Regions from separate parts of the Homo sapiens genome. Here region 1 is linked to region 2. Evidence: read pairs that join two places in POLR2A ChIA-PET (ENCODE). Cell type or tissue: Caco-2. All regions are shown on one strand. Links, peaks and the distances in the headings refer to the core of each region. The heading gives the core; the rest is flanking DNA. Region 1 overlaps CFAP77 (cilia and flagella associated protein 77). Region 2 overlaps CFAP77 (cilia and flagella associated protein 77).

Evidence for each region. Peaks named below come from ENCODE experiments on the same cell type or tissue, not always from the same donor. Only the 100,000 strongest peaks of a DNase experiment are listed, where the experiment ranks them.
Region 1: POLR2A ChIA-PET joins it to region 2 with 6 read pairs; 2 of 35 experiments call an interaction of 5 or more read pairs at or near these places.

What each region holds. Positions count from the first base shown.
Region 1 is chr9:132,449,989-132,455,360 of GRCh38, reverse strand. The region is part of intron 1 of CFAP77 (cilia and flagella associated protein 77); the gene reads right to left. Among named protein-coding and RNA genes, the nearest start is that of CFAP77, 42 kb to the right of the region's middle. In Caco-2, for the core only: no CTCF peak of the experiment used is centred there; no DNase peak of the experiment used is centred there.
Region 2 is chr9:132,508,712-132,514,083 of GRCh38, reverse strand. All of the region lies in intron 3 of CFAP77 (cilia and flagella associated protein 77), which reads right to left. Among named protein-coding and RNA genes, the nearest start is that of BARHL1, 71 kb to the left of the region's middle. RefSeq lists enhancers at 3,119-3,656, 3,657-4,196. In Caco-2, for the core only: no CTCF peak of the experiment used is centred there; a DNase peak (open chromatin) is centred at 3,428.

The DNA.
Region 1 (5,372 bases), core at 174-5,173, 59 kb after region 2:
TAATTTTTGTATTTTTAGTAGAGATGAGGTTTCGCCATGTTGGCCAGGCTGATCTCGAACTCCTGACCTCAGGTGATCCACCCGCCTCGGCCTCCCAAAGTGCTGGGATTACAGGTGTAAGCCACAGCACCCAGCCAGTTCCACTTTTTAAGGTAAGAACCCCACACTACTGGGCTCTGCTGCAATGACAGATGGTATTGCCATCAACAAGGTCCCAGGCCTGATAAAGCCTAGGAAAGGGCCAGCTAGGATCTGCGAGTAGAACAAACTTCACAAGATATCACTGGGCCTTCCCATGGACTGGAGTTCTTTGTGCAGGCTAATTTATTGCCTTTTCTTTCTTTTTTTTTGTAGGATGTTATGACATTTTGTGATGTCCTCACTTCAGGTAATCCTGGGATGGTCTAAGTGATCACTCTCTGACTTAAGGGGACTTTGAAAGAAGTGCCTCAGTGTGTGGTTTGGGTGGGGAGAATTGGCTCAAGTCACTGACTGATTGAAGTCAACAGATGGCCTTAGGTGCCTGAGGTCCACATGTCTACCAGGAGGGCTGGGCCACTAGATGGCTGGCCTGTCCCCATCCACTCAATAACAAGGGCAATGCTGGCCCCTGGCTACGTTATAGGTATGTCTGCCTTCTCAAAGCTAGGATACTGTTGCATAATTAGGAGTGCTTACTTGCTTTCCTGAAGTAGTCTTCACTTCTAGAAAAGGATTCACCACGTGGTTCCATTCAAAAGGGCATTGTATCAAACTATCACTCAATTGGTAAAAAATGTGATGTGTGGGCAGCTTTTCCAGAACACACCAACCAATGAACAATATCAGAGATGCCGATTTCAGCACCTGTTCCCTTTACTTGCAAATGGAAACCTCAGTAACACCTGAACACGTTTTATGGAGAAAGAAGCTTAGTTCCACTTTATTCATGTGGGGAAGTAAAACCAAAGTTTTACCCTAAAAGTTCAAAGAAATCGAACTGACTTACACTGGTTATTTAATATTTTAGAAAGCCCTCGGTTTCCTGGGATGACAAGCTACTCACTGTGTTTTCAGCCTGATCTGATTTTTAAATAGATGAGTTACAACCCTCCTGAAAATTGGGGTTTATAATTGAAATATTGATAAACTCTTTCCCATAAAGAAGCTACTAGATACTGCAGTAATAACTAGGAAATAGGCAAAAAATTATGATGCTTTTCTCTGCTTAGCCAAGAAGTACAATGGCAGAGTTTATTGCATACAAAACACAGCTGCCTTTCTTCAAATTGGATACAAAAAAAATGAACCCCGATAAATTATGATGCCCCTAAATTGCAAAGAATGTACATCAATTATTGGGGGTGCCACCGCCCTCCTTCTGGGCAACCTACTTATTAGGACTGTAATTTATTATTATTATGCTTTGGTGCAAATACACACGCTGATAAATTCAAATCTGTTAAAACAAATGTCCTCCTTTCTCTGAATCAGTAAGGGACAACATTCCAAAAGAAAGTATTGTAAATGTGAAAAGCAAATGGCTCTTACGTACTCAGAAGTGAGAGACCAAAAGATGATTGATTAAGGGAGAAAACATCCAGAATGATCCAAGCTTTCTGACTCCTACCCAAGAATCCAAGAATTGCTACAAGAGTGGGCAGCAAGATACAGGGTTGGGGTTCATTACCTGGTGCCCCTGGCTCCAGCCCCCACACTGAAGCCCTTTTTATGAAAACAAACGGTTTCTGTGGGGTTTTTAAATGAATCTTTTGGCTTCAATTGGAACCAACATGATATATATTTCCTTCCACCAGATATATGAATTATATTGGCTTTATTTTATTTTATTTTTTGAGACGGAGTCTCGCTCTGTCGCCCAGGCTGGAGTGCAATGGCGTGATCTCAGCTCACTGCAACCTCCGCCTCCCGGGTTCAAGCAATTCTCCTGCCTCAGCCTCCCAAGTAACTGGGATTACAGGCGCATGCCGTCTTGCCCAGCTAATTTTTTTGTATTTTAGCAGAGACGGAGTTTCACCGTGTTGCCCAGGCTGGTCTCGAACTCCGGAGCTCAGGCAATCCACCTGCCTCAGCCTCCCAAAGTGCTAGGATTACAGGTGTGAGCCACTGCGCCCGGCCTATATTGGCTTTTTAAAAAGCTGAACGTTAAATTTGGGAAGGATTTTAGGAATCACTGTTACTCCCCTCCTTTTACAGAAGAGGAAATGGAGATTCACTGAGGGCATGAAGGGAAGAGTGAAGGCTGAGTGTCAGGTCCATGCCCCAGGTTCATCCAGCTTCACTAACTTGCTGCTTGGCAAAAGAAAAGCCAAGTGGTTCGTGTTGACTGAGCACACACCATGAGTCTAATGCTTTTCTCTGCTTAGCCAAGAAATACAATGGCAGAATTTATTGCCATTAACTCTGCTTAATGGCAGCGCCACTAAGAGCTTTTCAGGTATATTAGGAATGGAACTCCTTCTTAGAGTCAAAGAATTTGAGAGTCAGAAAGGGTCATCTGGTCCTCCCTCCTGCTCAGGTCCAATAAATGTTCCTTGCAGAGTCAGTGGGTCTCCAGGCTGTTTAGTTCCTTCTGGGACAGAGCACCCCTGCTGCATGAGGCACCCCATCTCAGCAACAGATCCGTCACACTCTCGGGCACCTCTTCTTTATATCCAATTGGAGTCTGCCTCCCTGGAGCTTCCACCGAGGTCCTAGTCCTGATTCTTAGTTGCTGGGCACAGGCCTGACTCCTGGTGCAGAATCCAATGTTAGTGGCAGTTCAATAGCTCTCTCTGGAGTAAAACAGAAAAGCCACCTTCTTCAGAGACTTGAAAATCATGCTCCAATTCTATTTTGGCCTTTTCTTCTCCTTCAACTGGTCCTCCTGTGGTTTCTGGACTGCTCACCAACCTGGCCCCCTCCTCTTCAGGCTGCAGTACCCAAGGTAATCAGAGCTGAGCCCAGGTGCTCTTTGCAAAGCAGGGGCACGGGAAGGGGTCTTGCCTATTTATAACATCAGTGCCCAAACCAACGCCACCTGGCTGCTGTAAGAATGTTCTCAACAGGCTTGACTTTCCGCTTAGGAGAAGGCAGTGGATGCTCTGGTCAAGGCACGAACTGCAGAAGAGCTCTATCTGCCCTGGACCTTCCCCACAAGGGCACACCAACTGGGAGGAGACACATGCATTGTGACCCACCCTGCAGACAGCAAGGGGAGCCCTAATGGGCTCGCAATGGGGGAGCGATGGGACCAGATTTGTTCTTTTGAAAATCTCAGGCTGGGTGCGGTGGCTCACACCTATAATCCCAGCACTTTGGGAGACCGAGACAGGCAGATCATGAGGTCAAGGAGATCGAGACCACCCTGGCTAACAGTGAAACCCCGTCTCTACTAAAAATATAAAAAATTAGTCGGGCATAGTGGCACACACCTGTAGTCCCAGCTGCTCAGGAGGCTGAGGCAGGAGAATCGCTTGAATCCAGGAGGCGGAAGTTGCAGTGAGCCGAGATCACACCACTGCACTCCAGCCTAGGCGACAGAGTGAGACTCCTTCTGGAAAAAAAAAAAAAAGAAAAGAAAAAGAAAAAAGAAAATCTCCTTGACTCAGGGTGGGAGGCAGAGTGGAGGGGGTGAGGGCTGGTGGAGAGATGCCATAATGAAGGCAACCAGGATTGGCTCGGGTAGCAAACAGTGATGGCCCTGAACTTAGGGGGCGTGGTGGGGATCAAGAAAGGGACAAGGAATCTTCATGAGTGTCACACAATGAAGAGGAGAGAACTATGGAGTAAGGTGGCAGTGTAGATGCTGGGTGGCTGACGAGGTACACTCACTAGTTCAAATGACTCCTGTACACACAGACACACCTCACAGTGCAGGATATTCAAATTTGAATCTTCGCGAAACTATGAATCATTGAATGTCATGGGCCTTCCGGGCCCTCACTTGAGTGTTAAAACCACCAGCGCTAAAAGACCACTGTTTGTGGCAGACCGACTACCCACATCCAATTCATGATCTTTCTTTTTTTTTTTTTTTTTTTAAGATGGAGTTTCGCTCTTGTTGCCCAGGCTGGAGTGCAATGGCGCGATCTCAGCTCACTGCAACCTCCGCCTCCCAGGTTCAAGCAATTCTCCTGCCTCAGCCTCCCAAGTGGCTGGGATTACAGGTGCATGCCACCATGCCCGGCTAATTTTTTGTATTCATAGTAGAGACGGGGTTTCACCATGTTGGCCAGGCTGGTCTTGAACTCCTGACCTCCAGTGATCCACCTGCCTTGGCCTCCCAGAGTGCTGAGATTACAGGTGTGAGGCACCGTGCCCGGACCAATTCATGATCTTTCCACAGACCTGCTTCCATTCTGGAATTTTCCATCTTGGTTGGAGGCACTGCCATTGCTCAAGCCAAAATCCTGACATCCATCCTTAGCTTCTCTTCCTCATCTTCCATACTCAATCAGGCTGTCTCCTAAGTAGCTCTCCAACCCATTCATTTGTTTCTTGCCCTCTGCTGCTTACCTCTCACTCACACAACTGCCATAGCCTCCTCCTGGGTCTCTGAGCCTCCCGGCTTACCCGCTCCAATCCGGGCTCTCTCTGCAGCCACATGGTCTTGCATAAAGACAGGTCTGTTCATTTCACTGCCCCACTTAACATCTTTAAAGGCATCTCATGGCCTACAGTATCAGAACCAAAATTTCCTGGTGGGCAGTGTGGTGCCGTGGTTAAGCTCATGGCCTGTCTAGGCAGACCACAGAGTTCAAATCTCTGCTCTTCTGCTTACCAGCTGTATGTAGGTAGGCACATTAATGAACCATGCCTCAGTTTCCTCATCCGTGAAAAGGGATAATAGGAGGACCTATCTCACAGAAGTTTGGTGGCTGATATGCAGAATTTAATGAGTGTTTGCAGTCATTGTTTTTATTATTAATGGTCTAGACCCATGTCCAGCCTCTGTCCACATCCTGAGGCCATCTATTGCTCTCCCAACTTCTCCACTGCCAGGCCCCCACTTTTTGCCCCAGGAACACTCACTGACCTGTAGTTCTCACACATTGCATCCTTCTCCCTGTTTCCCTGCTTCTCCAAATGCTTTTTTTTTTTTTTGCCTGGAATATCTTCCCTACCTCATTTGCCTACAGAACTCTTAATCGGCCGGGCGTGGTGGCTCACACCTGTAATCCCAGCACTTTGGGAGGGCGAGGCGGGCAGATCACAAGGTCAGGAGATCAGGACCATCCTGGCTACCACGATGAAACCCCGTCTCTACTAAAAATACAAAAAATTAGCCGGGCGTGGTGGCGGGTGTGGGCATGGTGGCGGGCACCAGTAGTCCCAGCTACTCAGGAGGCTGAGGCAGGAGCATGGCGTGAACCCGGGAGGCGGAGCTTGCA
Region 2 (5,372 bases), core at 316-5,315:
TCACCATCACCTGTGGTCAGGGACACAAGACGGGGGGATCTCCTCACTGTCACCCGTGTTCAGTGACACAGGGGAAGGGTCATCTCACTGTCACCCATGGTCAGGGACACGGGAGGGAGATCTCCTCACTGTCATCTGTGGTCAGGGGTACAGGGGAAGGGTCATCTCCTCACAGTCACCCGTGGTCAATGACACAGAGGAGGTAGAAAGAGTTGAGAAGATGGGAGGGCAGATGGGGCCAGCACCCGGAAGGACAATTGGGGTTGTCGGCACAGGCAGAGGAGGTCTCATTCCAACCAGCAGCTCTGCTCGTGGACATCAACCCCGAGGACCCTCGCACAGGGGCACCAGGTGTGCCAGGGTGCCGGTGGGGGCCTTGTCATGGGGGGACACGAGAAACACCTTAGCAGTAGAGAGATGGGTACACCTGTGGCGGACGATTCAGACAGTGGGACAGGGTGATGTTGCAAATGTGTGTCATGAGATGAGCGAGTCATGTGCAGAGTGACTTCCAGGGCACAGGACCCCGCTCAGTAGTCCCTATGATTTATGGATCGCTAACGACAGAGCAAAACTGGGCACGCTGGGTGGAAAGCATGCGTGCTCCAACCTCGGGAGGGTCCTCAGGGAAGACGGGGAGGGGCTGAGGCTAGGAAGGTGTGCACAGGGGCCTCAGATTGTGTTTGACACGTTTTATTTCTTCAATATTAAAGGAAAGGATCAGAAGCGAAAGCGGCCAGATGGTTAGCGTGCTAAATCCAGGTAGTGGGTTCACGGGAGTTAGTTATGTTGCTTCTGAACTTTTCTATTTGTTTGGAAAGTTTTCTAATAAACACAAAAGAAAGGATTGGTTAAAATGTTTTGCTCCCTTGACTAGAGTCAATAATAACTTAATTGCACATTTAAAAATAACTAAGAGTAGAATTGGATTGTGTGCTTGAGGAGCTGGAGACCCCATTCTCCACGATGTGATTATTATGCATTACATGCCAGTATCGAAACATCCCATGTACCCCATAAACATATACACCCACTATGTGCCCACAAAAATTAAAATTTTTTTTAAATTAAAAAAATAAAATACCTGCTCCTCATAAAAGCATTTATACCTATCATCTCTATCTATTTATTTATTTGAAATGGAGTTTTACCCTTGTCACCCAGGCTGGAGTGCAGAGGCACTATCTCAGCTCACTGCAACCTCCACCTCCCAGGTTCAAGTGATTCTCCTGCCTCAGCCTCCCAAGTAGCTGGGATTGCAGGCACCTGCCACCACGCTTGGCTGATTTTTATATTTTTAGTAGAGACAAGGTTTCGCCATGTTGGCCAGGCTGGTTTCAAACTCCTGACCTTAGGTGATCTGCCCGCCTCGGCCTCCCAAAGTGCTGGGATTACAGGTGTAAGCCACCACGCCTGGCCTATACCTATCATCTTTTGACTGATTACAAACCCCTTCTGCATTTTTCACAAAAACATAAGGGGCCAACAGGTAGCAAGACTCCAGGGGAAGCCATTGTAAAATTATAATTCTAAAGATTGTTTTCTCAAAACCCAACGACACCTAAAATGCAGGACACTCTGACTTGATTTGTGTTAAGATGCTTCGATGATTAGAGTGGGCTGAATGGTCTCCCCTCCACCACCAAAAGATGTGTCCATATCCTAACCCTCCTCCAGCCTGTAAATTTGACCTTATTTGGAAAAGAGGTCTTTGCAGATGTAATTACATTAAAGATCTTGAGATAAGATCATCTGGGGATATTTGGCTGAGCCCTAAACCCAATGATAAATATCTTTGTAAGAGACAGAAGAGGAGAAGACAGAGATGCAGGAGAGACAGCCACGTGAAGTTTGAGGCAGCAGTGGCTGAAGGGATGCCAAGGAACACCTGGGGCCACCAGGAGCTGGAGGAGGTCGGAGACCCTCCCCTAGAGCCCGCAGAGGGAGCGTGGCCCTGCCAACACCTTGATTTCAGACTTCCGGCTTCCAGAGCTAGGAAAGGATCCATTTTTGTTACTTTTTTTTTTTTTAAACAGAGTTTTGCTTTTGTTGCCCAGGCTGGAGTGCAGTGGCATGATCTTGGCTCACTGCAACCTCTGCCTCCCAGGTTCAAGTGATTCTCCTGCCTCAGCCTCCCAAGAAGCTGAGATGACAGGTGTGTGCCACCACACCCAGCTAATTTTTGTATCTTTGGTAGAGACGGGATTTCACCATATTGGTCAGGCTGGTGTCGAACTCCTGACCTCGTGATCCGCCCGCCTCAGCCTCCCACAGTGCTGGGATGACAGGCGTGAGCCGCCGCGCGGCCGCTTCATTTTTGTTATTTTAAGCCATTGAACGTGTGGTAATTTGTTTCAGAAACCCCAGGAAATTAACAAACGATGATTTTCAACAGCTCCTGTAGCTGAAGCTCAGTGCCCTGCAAGAGTCGTGCCCGGGAAAGAGTTGGCCGTCTCATGTGCTCTTGGCACTAGAATAGTGCCTGTTCCCAAAATCCAGGACGCACTGCATTTGAGCAATCTGTTCCCTCTCACGCAGTCAGTCAACAAGCGTTTACTGAGCACCTACAACATTCCAGGCAGGCACATGCTTGGCACTGGGGAAGGAGGAGTGGGCAACACCAGGCCCGCCCCACTGAGTCTGGTGGGGGAGATGCTCAGGTCTGCAGGCAGTGGCCACACAGGGTGGCCTCTCCAGGCAAGAGACACAGGAGTGTCTGAAGGACGGTGAGGCCTCCGCCAGGCAAGGTGGGAACGAGCATCCCTGGCAGAGGGAAAAGCACCTGTGAGTCCAGAGAAACGTGGGGAGGGAGGGAGTTCAGGGGACTGAAGGAGGTTTAGCTTGGGGGAGTCAGAGTCAAGTCTCAGCAGACCCGAAGGTACCCTTGTGCCCTCTCTCCTGGGTCCTCTGCCCACTAGAAACAGCATGCACTGCCTTGCTGTTATACCTGCTGATTGCATATTGGTTTGTTTTGTGTTTTATTTTCTCTGTATCCCAAACACCCAGCACCACAATGCCCAGCACAGGTGGGCACTAAATGAACTCTCAGCATAGGCCGGAGGTAACGAATGTGGGTTCTGAGATCAGATCCCAGCGTGACCCCTTTGCAACCACATGACTGTGTACAAGTGTCTCTGGGCCTTGGTTTCCTTGTCTATAAAATGGGGATAAGAGAGTCAGTTGCTACCTTAGGGCCCGTCTGGGGATCTCTTGAGTTGATGTGTATGAGGCACCCAGCATGGTGTCTAGCCCCGGAAACTGGCACTATTATTCATCAAAACGAATGCAAGGCTCCAGCGGTTTCTAGCTTGAACAGCCACTCCCATCTGGCCTCCGACGGGACTGATGGGGCCCAGCGTGCAGCTCTGTCCTGTGAGCTCACTGTTCCTCCACACGATGAGATGATCTGGCCACCGACGGGATGTATCAGGGCCTGCCTGCAGCTCCTCCTGGCTGGGCTCACCGCTCCTCTGCATGACGCGCTCATTCTGTGACTACTTTTGCTTGCGGGGTCCCTTGCCACAGTGGGATGTGGGCTGATGTGTTGGGCTTGATGCCTGGTTCTTCGTGCAGTGCCAGGGAGGTGCCGGCTGGCTCACAGCAGCACCATCTCCTCCGTGTCCCGGAAAGAGCTAAACCAACCTCACCCTAGCAGCCCCTCTGATTGTGTTGTGAGCTGGAGGCTGTAGAGGCGATAAGAGGCCCACGGCCGGGCCAGGCACCAAGCCGGACTCCCGACTCTGGACTCCAGCGTTGGCTCCCAGAAGGGCTTTCGCTGTGCCCCTCCCCTGACACGGGTGAGGCCCAGCTCTGGAAAAATCAAAGGCAGAGCAGAGCATGTGCGATGCAACCTGGGAGGCTCCGAGGGGAACCAGCCGGGCCAGCCTCGTTAGCGTTGACCTTGGCACCGAGCTGCTCCTGATGGATGGGGTTCGGGCCTGGCCAGGCCCTGGGGGAGTGGCGGCCCCATCCATTACGGGCCCATCAGTGCCTCCCTGAGCCCTCCCTGCTTGGGATGCCGCGAGTGTCAGGCCGCGAATAAATCTCTGTCCGGGCCACAGGAGAGCCGAAAGGGAAACAAGGCAAAGCATGAAAAATGTCTCTGTCCTGGCTCTGGAGACAAAGCTCCCATGAAGGAGGAAGGAGCAGCAGGAGTTTGGGGAGGGAGAAAGGGTGGATCAGGAGCAGCCAGTCTGGGGCCCCAGGGAGGCTGGGCTTCCTGGGAGTGGAAGGGGGAAAAGATGGGGGCCCCAGGCTGCTACCTTCTCCCAGTTATGGCTCCCTGCCTGTCCCCCACCTTTTTTGTTTGTTGTTTGAGACAAAGTTTTGCTCTGTCGCCCAGGCTGGGGTGTAGTGGTGCAATCTTGACTCACTGCAACCTCGACCTCCCGGGTTCAAGTGATTCTCGTGCCTCAGCCTCCCGAGTAGCTGGGATTACAGGCACCCACCACCACACCTGGCTAATTTTTGTATTTTTAGTAGAGATGAGGTTTCATCATGTTGCCCAGGCTGGTCTCGAACTCCTGACCTCAAGTGATCTACTTGCCTTGGCCTCCCAAAGTGACGGGATTACAGGTGTGAGCCACCGAGCAAGACTGGCCCTCAGCCTGGGCCCCTTTTAACAAAACTCCTTGGAGATCCAGGTCCATGGAAGCAGGCAGGCCTTGAGGAGCAGGGGACCCCTGTCGGACTCAGTTCAGGGGGCTCCCAAAGCCCCAGCAGAGGTAGCCCGGGCTGGGCAGCCAGCCAGTGCCTCCACCTCCCAAAAGAACCTGTTCAGGCCGCTAAGGGCTAGGGTCCTGGTGTAAGCTGCCTGGACAGAGTCCCCACACCTCCATTCGCCACCTGTGACCTCTTGCTGAGGGACAGAACCTCACCATGCCTCCCTTTTCTCATGGATAAATAGAGGTGACGGGCGTCTGCTGCACAGGGCTGCAGTGAGGATTAATCCATTTGCTCTGTGGAAAGCCAGGCCCCAGTAGGTGCTCATCAGCGTTGGCCGTTCATTGCTGTAACTGTTGTTCGTAGCCGCCATCTCGCTGCTGAGGACTCACCTCCGCACCAGGCCACTGGCACCAACGTGAACGGAGCTCAGGATGAGAAATGACTTCCTCGCCCAGGGCCTTGCTCTGCCTCCTGGAAGCATGCGGCCTGTGGATATGAACAGCCGCCCTGGAGGGAGACTCGGCTCAAATCCTGGTGCTGCCTCCAACTAGCCAGGAGACTTTGGGCAAGTGACTGTCTCTGAGCCTCAGTTTCCCCATCTGTAGAATAGGGATGATAGTCTCTACTTGGTAGAGTTGTATTTAATGAGATGAGGTACAGGGCTCAGTGTTGGACGCAGCGGTCACTCAGTGGGGGCCCAGAAAGTG